Linked DNA regions of Homo sapiens: region 1 is linked to region 2. A link is an interaction called in ENCODE POLR2A ChIA-PET data of the cell type or tissue named here. Cell type or tissue: HepG2. All regions are shown on one strand. Region 1 overlaps SBF2 (SET binding factor 2). Region 2 overlaps SBF2 (SET binding factor 2).

Region 1 (5,000 bases), 150 kb before region 2:
GCCTCAAGCATGACTTCCAGAGATGCTGGGATTCCAGGTGTCAGCCACCATGGCCATCCATTTTTGCTTTTGTTGCATTTGCTTTTGAGGTTTTAGTAATGAATCATTTCCTTAGGTCAATGTCCAGAAGAGTTTTTCCTACGTTTTCTTCTGGTATTTTTTTATAGTTTCAGGTCTTATATTTAAGTCTTTAATCCATCTTGAATTAATTTTTGCATATGGTGAGAGATATGGGTTCTATTTTATTCTTCTCCATATGGCACTCCAATTTCCCTAGCACCATTTATTGAATAAGGTGTCCTTTCCCCATTGTATGTTTTTGTTGACTCTATCAGAAATCAATTGTCTGTAGGCATGTGGCTTTATTTAGTTCTCTGGTATGTTCCATTGATCTGTATCTATTTTTATATTAGTACAATGCTGTTTTGGTTATTATAGCCTTGTGTAATTTGAAGCCAGGTACTATGGGGCCTCCAACTTTGTTCTTTTTGCTCAGGATTTCTTTGGCTATTTCAGCTCTCCCTTGATTCCATGTGAATTTTAGGATTATTTTTTCTAATTCTGTGAAAAAATGATGTTCGTATTTGGATAGGGATTGCATTGAATCTGTAGACTGCTTTTGTCAGCATCATTGTTTTAATGATATTGATTCTTCAAATTCATGGTGTGGGATGTTCTTACATTTGTTTGTGTCATCTACAGTTTTTTTCATCAGTATCTTATAGTTGTCCTTGTAGAGATCTTTCACCTCCTTCGTTAACTGTATTCCTAGAGCTGTGTTGTTTTGGTTTTGGTAGCTATTGTAAATAGGATTGACTTCTTGATTTGGTTCTCAGTTTGGTAGTTATTGGTGTATAGAAATGGTACTGATTTTTGTATGTTGATTTGTATGCTGAAACTTTAATGAATTCATTTATCAAATACAGGAGTCTTTTGGAGGAGTCTTTAGGGTTTTCTAGGTATAAGATCATATTGTTGGCAGAGATCATTTGAATTCTTTTCCAATTTGGACGCCTTTTATTTCTTTCTCTTGCCTGGTTGCTCTGGCTGGGATTTCCAGTACTGTGTTGAATAGGAGTGGTGATAGCGAGCATCCTTATCTTGTCCCAGCTCTTAGGGGAAATATTTTCATCTTTTTCCCCCTTCAGTATGATGTTGACTGTGGGTTTGTTTTATATGGCTTTTATTACATTGAGATATGTTCCTTCTGTACCTATTTTGTTGAAGGTTTTTATTATAAAGGGATGCTGAATTTTATCAAATGATTTTTTGCATCTGTTGAGATGATCATATGGTTTTTGTTTTTAATTGTGTTTATCTAGTGAATCACATTTATTGATTTGCATATATTGAGCCATTTTTGCATCCCGGGAATAAAACCTACTTGATCATGGTGCATTATCCTTTTGACGTGCTGTTGAATTCAGTTTTCTAGTATTCCGTCAAGGATTTTTGTGTCTGTGTTCAAGAGGGATATTGATATGTAGTTTTCTTTTTTGTCGTCATTGTTGTGTATTTACTGTGCTTTGATATCAGGGTAATACTGGCATCATAGAATGAGTTAGGGAAGTTTCCGTCCACATTAATTTTTTGAACAGTTTTAGTAGGACTGGTACCAGCTATTCTTTGTATATCTGGTAGAATTTGGCTGTGAATTCTCTGGTCCTGGACTTTTTTGTTGATGGGTGAATTTTTATTACTAGTTCAATCTCACTAATTATTAGTCAATTCATAATTTCTATTTCCTTCTGGTTCAGTCTTGGGAGGTTGTGTGTTTCCAGGAACTTATCCATTTCCTTTTGGTTTTCTAGTTTGTGAATGTAGAGCTGCTCATAGTAGTCTCTGATGCTCTTTTGCATTTCTGTGGTATCAGTTGCAATGTCTCCTTTTTCTTTTCTGATTGTGTTTATTTGAATCTTCTCTCCTTTTCGTGGTTAGTCAAGTGTTCTATCAATTTTGTTTATATTTTCTAAGTATCAACTTTTTAATTTTTTGTTGATCCTTTATGTTTTATTTTTTTGGTCTCAATTTCTTTCTATTTGCTTGAATCTTTGTTATTTCTTTTGTTCTTCTAGCTTTGAGTTTGGTTTGTTCTTGGTTTTCTAGTTCCTTGAGATACAATGTCAGGTTGCTAATGTGCAATATTTCTTTTTCTTTTTTTTTTTTTTTGAGGTGGAGTCTTGCTCTGTGGGTCAGGCTGGAGTGCAGTGGCGCAATCTCAGCTCACTGTAACCTCTGCCTTCCAGGTTCAAGCGATCCTCCTGCCTCAGCCTCCCGAGTAGCTAGGACTACAGGCGCGTGTCACCACGCCTGGCTAATTTTTTGTAATTTTAGTAGAGATGGGGTTTCACCATGTTAGCCAGGATGGTCTCGATCTCCTGACCTCAGACGATCTATCCGTCTCAGCCTCCCAAAGTGCTGGGATTACAGGTGTGAGCTACCGTGCCCAGCCATTTCTTTAAATGGAGGTATTTAATGTTATAAATTTCCCTCTTAGCACTGCTTTTGCTGTATCCCAGAGGTTTTTGATATGTTGTGTCTCCATTTTCATTCTTTTCAATTTTTGTTGTAAATTTCTGCCTTAATTTCATTGTTGACCCATAGATCATTCAGGAGCATATTCTTTAATTTCTATGTGTTTGTATGGTTTTGAAAGTTCCTCTTGGAATTGATTTCTGGTTTTATTCCACTGTGGTCCAAGAAGATACTTGGTATGATTTTGAGATTTTTTTAAAATTTATTGAGACTTTTTTTGTGACCTAATATAGTTACTGTCTTGGAGAATGTTCCATCTGTTGATATATTCCTTGTATAGAATGTTCTGTAAATGTCTATAGGTCCACTTGGTCTAAAGTCCACTTTAATTTTCTGTCATGATACTCTGCGTAGTGCTGTCAGTGGTGTGCTGACATCCCCCACTAGTATTGTATTGCTATCTATATTTTTCTCTTAGGTTTAGTAATACTTGTTTTATGAATCTGGGTGCTGCAGTGTTGGGTCCATATATATTTAGGATTGTTATATTTTCTTGGTGAATTGATTGCTTTATTATTACATAAAGACTTCCTTTTTTTTACTACTGTTGATGTAAAGTCTGTTTTGTCTGATATAAGTATAGCTATTTCTGCTTGCGTTTGATTTTTGTTTGCATGGAATATGTTTTTTTACCCCTTTACCTTCAGTCTGTACATGTCTTTATGAGTAAGGCAAATTTCTCATAAGCAGAATATAGTTGGATCTGTTTTTAAATTCATTCCACGAATCTGTATCTTTTAAGTAGAGCATTTAATCAATTTATGTTAAAGAGTAATATTGATATGTAAGGTTTTTGTTTCTATCATAATGTTTCTATCTACTTGCCTTTGGGATTCTTTTTTTTTTCTCTGTCTTTTTAGGTTTAGTAGGGTTTTGTCACATTGCCATATGATTTATGTGTCTTTCTCATAAGTGTAATTGTTTTATAAGACCTGTGAGTTTTATACTTTTGTGTTTTGTTAGGATGGAGAGTGTCAACCTTTTGTTTCCATGTTAAAAACTTCTTTGAGTTTTTTTGATAGGACCGGTCTAGTGGTGATGAATTCCATCAGCATTTCCTTGTCTAGGAAAGACTTTATTACTCCTTTACTTATTCTAGCAGGATATAAAATTTGGGGTTTACTTTTTTTTTTTTTTTTTTTTTTGAGACAGAGTTTCGCTCTTATTTTCCAGGCTGGAGTGCAGTGGTGTGACCTCGGCTCACTGCAACCTCTGCCTCCCGGGTTCAAGCAATTCTCCTGCCTCAGCCTTCCAAGTAGCTGAGACTACAGGCACACACTACCAGGCCTGGCTAATTTTTGTGTTTTTAGTAGAGACAGGGTTTCACCATGTTGGCCAGGCTGGTCTCAAACTCCTGACCTCAGGTGATCCACCCTGCTCAGCCTCCTAAAGTGCAGGGATTACAGGCATGAGCCATCGTGCCTGTCCCACATTTTTTTTTCTTTAAGCACTTTGAAAATAGAATCTCAATCTCTCTGGCTTGTAAGGTTTCTGCTGAGAAGTCTACTGTTAGTCTCTTGGGATTTCCTTGATAGGTCACTAGATGCTTTACTCTTGCTGATTTTAGAATTTTTTTTCCCCTCTTAATGTTAACCATAGGCATTCTGATGACTATGTCATGGTGAGTTCTTTCTTGCAATGTAATTTCCGGAGTTCATGGAGCCTCTTGTATTTGAATATCTGGATCTTCTGCTAGAATAAGGTAGTTTTCCATAATTATTTCCTCAAATCAGGTGTCCAAACTTTTTTATTTCTCAGGAGTACCTATGATTTGTAGGTTCAGTCTTGTTTTTATAGTTCCATACTTCTCAAATGCTTTGTTTGTTTATTAAATCCTTTTTTAAAAAACTTTTGTCTAACTGGATTAATTTGAAAGACCTGTCTTCAGTTTCTGAGATTCTTTCTTCCATTTGGTCTAGTCTGTTGTCAGAACTTTCAACTGTATTATGGAATTTCTTCAATAAATTTTTCATTTCCAAAAGTTTGGTTTGGCTTTATAGATAAATAGGGGGATGTAGATATCTTTGGTGAATTTCTCAGTCATATCCTGTAAATGTAGATACTGATGTAGTTGTATGTATCTTTGCAGATTTCTCAATTATATCCTGAATTTATTTTCTAATTTCTTTGCATTAGTTTTCTGGTTTCTCTTGTACATTGTTGTGAGATTTCTTTTTTGTTAGGCTCCATCGCTATAGAATTACGGCGTTTCTTTGAGATGTCATAGCATCTTGTGTTTTTTTAAATATTTCCAGTATTATTGCACTGATACATTTGCATATGGGGTAACAGTCGCTTCTTCTTATTTTTGAATTCACTTTTACTGAAAGGTAACTTTTTTTCTTCTTCAGGATGCATCTGTGGTGTATGTTGAGTAGGGTTCTCTGGCTTTGCTTATGGGTGCATTTGGTGGCATAGACTATGTATGATTTTCTTGGTTATAAATAGCCTCAGTTTGGTGGATT
Region 2 (5,000 bases):
CTTTATTTCTGCCTTCATTTCGTTATGTACCCAGTAGTCATTCAGGAGCACTTTGTTCAGTTTCCATGTAGTTGAGCGGTTTTGAGTGAGTTTCTTAATCTTGAGTTCTAATTTGATTGCACTGTGGTCTGAGACACAGTTTGTTGTGATTTCTGTTCTTTTACATTTGCTGAGGCATGCTTTACTTCCAATTATGTGGTCAATTTTGGAATAAGTGTGATGTGGTGCTGAGAAGAATGTATATTCTGTTGATTTGGGGTGGAGAGTTCTGTAGATGTCCATTAGGTCCACTTGGTCCAGAGCTGAGTTCAAGTCCTGGATATCCTTGTTAACCTTCTGTCTCGTTGATCTGTGTAATATAGACAGTGGGGTGTTGAAGTCTCCCATTATTATTGTGTAGGAGTCTAAGTCTCTTTGTAGGTCTCTCAGGACTTGCTTTATGAATCTGGGTGCTCCTGTATTGGGTGCATCTATATTTAGGATAGTTAGCTCTTCTTGTTGAATTGATCTGTTTACCATTATGTAATGGCCTTCTTTGTCTCTTTTGATCTTTGTTGGTTTAAAGTCTGTTTTATCAGAGACTAGGATTGAGGATTGCAACACCTGTTTTTTTTTTTTTTTTTTTTTTTTTTTTTTGCTTTTCGTTTGCTTGGTAGATCTCCCTCCATCCCTTTATTTTGAGCCTATGTGTGTCTCTTCATGTGAGATGGGTCTCCTGAATAGAGCACACCGATGGGTCTTGACTCTTTATTCAATTTGCCAGTCTGTATCTTTTAATTGGGGCATTTAGCCCATTTAAATTTAAGGTTAATATTGTTATGTGTGAATTTGATCCTATCATTATGATGCTAGCTGGTTATTTTGCCCATTAATTGATGCAGTTTCTTTGTAACATTGATGGTCTTTACAATTTGACATGTTTTTGCAGTGGCTGGTACTGGTTGTTCCTTTCCATGTTTATGCTTCCTTCAGGAGCTCTTGTAAGGCAGGCCTGGTGGTGACAAAATCTCTCAGCATTTGCTTGTCTGTAAAGGATTTTATTTCTCCTTCATTTATGAAGCTTAGTTTGGCTGGATATGAAATTCTGGGTTGAAAATTATTTTCTTTAAGAAGGATGAATATTGGCCCCCTCTCTCTTCCGGCTTGTAGGGTTTCTGCCGAGAGATCCACTGTTAGTCTGATGGGCTTCCCTTTGTGGGTAACCTGACCTTTCTCTCTGGCTGCCCGTAACATTTTTTCCTTCATTTCAACCTTGATGAATCTGACAATTCTGTGTCTTGGGGTTGCTCTTCTCGAGGAGTATCTTTGTGGTGTTCTCTGTATTTCCTGAATTTGAATGTTGGCCTGCCTTGCTAGGTTGGGGAAGTTCTCCTGGATGATATCCTGAAGAGTGTTTTCCAACTTGGTTCCATTTTCCCCATCACTTTCAGGTACACCTATCAAATGTAGATTTGGTCTTTTCACCTAGTCCCGTATTTCTTGGAGGCTTCGTTTGTTGCTTTTTACTCTTTTTTCTCTAACCTTGTCTTCTCACTTTATTTCATTAATGTGATCTTCAATCACTGATACCCTTTCTTCCAGTTGATCGAATTGGGTATTGAAGCTTGTGCATGCGTCACGAAGTTCTCGTGCCATGGTTTTCAGCTCCATCAGGTCATTTAAGGTTTTCTCTATACTGTTTGTTCTAGTTAGCCATTCGTCTAACCTTTTTTCAAGTTTTTAGCTTCCTTGCGATGGGTTTGAACATGCTCCTTTAGCTTGGAGAAGTTTGTTATTACTGACCTTCTGAAGCCTACTTCTGTCAACTCATCAAAGTCATTCTCCATCCAGCTTTGTTCCATTGCTGGGGAGGAGCTGCGATCCTTTGGAGGAGAAGAGGTGCTCTGGTTTTTAGAATTTTCAGCTTTTCTGCTCTGGTTTCTCCCCATCTTTGTGGTTTTATCTACCTTTTGTCTTTGATGTTGGTGAACTACAGATGGGGTTTTGGTGTAGATGTCCTTTTTGTTGATGTTGGTGCTATTCCTTTCTGTTGTTTAGTTTTCCTTTTAACAGTCAGGTCCCTCAGCTGCAGGTGTGTTGGAGTTTGCTGGAGGTCCACTCCAGACCCTGTTTGCCTGAGTATCACCAGTGGAGGCTGCAGAACAGCAAATATTGCAGAACAGCAAATACTGCTGCCTGATCCTTCCTCTGAAAGCTTCGTCCCAGAGGGGCACCCATCTATATCAGGTGTCTGTCGATCCCTACTGGGAGGTGTCTCCCAGTTAGACTACACAGGGGTCAGGGACCCACTTGAGGAGGCAGTCTGTCCATTCTCAGAGCTCAGCCGCCATTCTGGAAGAACCACTGCTCTCTTCAGAGCTGTCAGACAGGGACTTCTAAGTCTGCAGAAGCTGTCTGCTGCGTTTTGTTCAGCTATGCCCTGCCCACAGAGGTGGAGTCCATAGAGGCAGTAGGCCTTGCTGAGCTGCAGTGGGCTCCGCCCAGTTCGAGCTTCCTGGTTTCTTTGTTTACCTACGCAAGCTGCAGCAATGGCAGATGCCCCTCCCCCAGCCAGGCTGCCACCTCAAAGTTCAATCTCAGACTGCTGTGCTAGCTTGCAGTGAGCAAGGCTCTGTGGACATGGGACCAGCCAAGCCTGGCATGGGAGAGAATCTTCTTGTCTGCCAGTTGCTAAGACCTTGGTAAAAGTGCAGTATTTGGGTGGGAGTGTCCCGTTTTTCCAGGTGCAGTCTGTCATGGCTTCCCTTTGCTGGGAAAGGGAAATCCCCCAATCTCTTGCTCTTCGCAGGTGAGGTGACACCCCACGCTGCTTCGGCTCACCCTCCGTGGGCTGCACCCACTGTCCAACCAGTCCCAATGAGATGAAACAGGTACCTCACTTGGAAATGCAGAAATCACCCGTCTTCTGCATCGATCACGCTGGGAGCTGCAGACCAGAGCTGTTCCTGTTCAGCCATCTTGAAACGGATCTCCCCAAGTTAATAACTTTTTAACATGTATAGACACCTTTGAAACTATCACAACAATCAAAATAATGAACCAATTTATTATCCCCAAAAGTTTCTTGTACTCTTTTGTACAAGAAAAGGGATACAAAGGATACTCTCCCCTCTTCTCAACACCCTGCCTCTATACCCATTCCCAGGTGACTGCTGATCTTTTCTCTGCCACTATAGATTAGGTTGCATTTTCTACATTTTATGTGAATGGAATCAAATATGTAATTTTTTTGGTCTGGCTTCTTTTACTCAGCATCATTATTTTGATGTATGTAGTATGCATCAATAGATCATTCCTTTTTAATGGTGAATAGTACTGTTATATATTGTATAAATATTAGGTTGGTAAAAAAGTAAATGCAGTTTTGGACCATGAATTTTAAATCATTATAACTAGGCTCAAACACATTTTTTTTCACCTGTTTGTACTTTTTTTAAAATTCTTTATATTAATTTCTGAGGTACATGTCCAGGATGTGCAGGTTTGTTACATAGGTAAACGTGTGCCATGGTTGTTTGCTGCACCTGTCAACCCATCACCTAGGTATTAAGCCCAGCATGCATCAGCTCTTTTCCGTAATGCTCTCCCACCCCCACCATCCCCCAACAGGCCCCAGTAAGTATTGTTCCCCTACCTGTGTCCATGGGAGCTGAACAATGAAAACACATCTTTATTAATCAGAATAGGAACCGTTACAATCAACACATTTTTGCCAGTTAATAATAAGTTTCTTTATTCCTGTAGCATAAATGTCTGTGCTTCAAGATTCAACGAACTCTTGGAAAGCATTTTCTGCATCCTGCTGGTTGTGGAAGCATTTTCCCTGCAAAAAGTTGTTGAGATGCTTGAAGTGGTAGTCAGTTGACCAGGGGTTGGGTGCATACGGTGGATGAGGCAGCACTTTGTAGCCCAATTTGTTCAACTTTTGAAGCATTGGTTGTGTGACATGCATTGTCATGGAGAAGAATTGGGCCCTTTCTGTTGACCAATGCCAGCTGCAGGCCTTGCAGTTTTCGGTTTATCTCATCGATTTGCCAACTATACTTCTGAGATGTAATGGTTTCGCCAGGATTCAGAAAGCTGTAGTGGATCAGACTGGCAGCAGACCACCAAACAGTGACCATGACCTTTTTTGGTTGCAAGTTTGGCTTTGGGAAGCGCTTTGGAGCTGCTTCTTGGTCCTACCCCTGAGCTGGTTGTCACTGGTTGTCATATAAAATCCACTTTTTGTGGCACATCACAATCCAATTGAGAAATGTTTCCTTGTTGCATAGAGTAAGAGAAGATGACACTTCAAAACGATGGTTTTTTTTTTTTTGTTTTTTGTTTTTTTTGGTTCAGCTCATGAGGCATCCACTTATCGAGCTTTTTCACCTTTCCAGTTTGCTTCAAATGCCAAATGACCATAGAATGGTCAATGGTGAGCTCTTCGGCACCTTCTCGTGTAGTTGTAAAAGGATGAGCTTTGATGATTGCTCCCACTTGGTTGTTGTCAACTTCTAATGGCTGGTCACTACACTCCTCATCTTCCTCTTCTCCTTTGCAAAACTTCTTGAACAAGCACTGCACTGTATGTTCATTAGCAGTTCCTGGGCCAAATGCATTGTTGATGTTGCAAGTTATCTCTGCTGCTTTATGACCCGTTTTGAACTCGAACAAGAAAATTGCTTGAATTTAATTTTTATCTAACATCATTTTCATAGTCTAAAACATGAAATGAACAGCAAGTAATAAGTCATTAACAAAAGAAAAATAAAGTGAGAAATGCCCATTAAAATGATGTATAAAACATAACCACATTTATTTAAGAACGTATTCCAGTATCAAACGGCAGATTCCAACAATGCAAATACCTCAGTTACTTTTGCTTATCCATTCACATGTTAATGAATATTTGATTCATTTCCAGCTGGGGCCTGGTACAAGTAAAACTGCTCTCAACATTCATGCATAAGTCTTTGATGGACATAATGCATTCATTTATCTAGTTTAAAATAACA

What was found. ChIA-PET counts read pairs that join two places held together with the same protein. Peaks named below come from ENCODE experiments on the same cell type or tissue, not always from the same donor. Only the 100,000 strongest peaks of a DNase experiment are listed, where the experiment ranks them.
Region 1: POLR2A ChIA-PET joins it to region 2 with 7 read pairs; 3 of 35 experiments call an interaction of 5 or more read pairs at or near these places.

Annotation. Positions count from the first base shown.
Region 1 is chr11:10,078,929-10,083,928 of GRCh38, reverse strand. The region is part of intron 2 of SBF2 (SET binding factor 2); the gene reads left to right. Among named protein-coding and RNA genes, the nearest start is that of SBF2, 210 kb to the left of the region's middle. In HepG2, no CTCF peak of the experiment used is centred here; no DNase peak of the experiment used is centred here.
Region 2 is chr11:9,928,594-9,933,593 of GRCh38, reverse strand. The region is part of intron 16 of SBF2 (SET binding factor 2); the gene reads left to right. LOC101928008 (a long non-coding RNA gene) reads right to left here. Exons shown (of 3, transcript NR_120539.1): 3 at 4,331-4,704. Among named protein-coding and RNA genes, the nearest start is that of LINC02709, 170 kb to the right of the region's middle. In HepG2, no CTCF peak of the experiment used is centred here; a DNase peak (open chromatin) is centred at 2,503; H3K4me3 peaks cover 295 bases.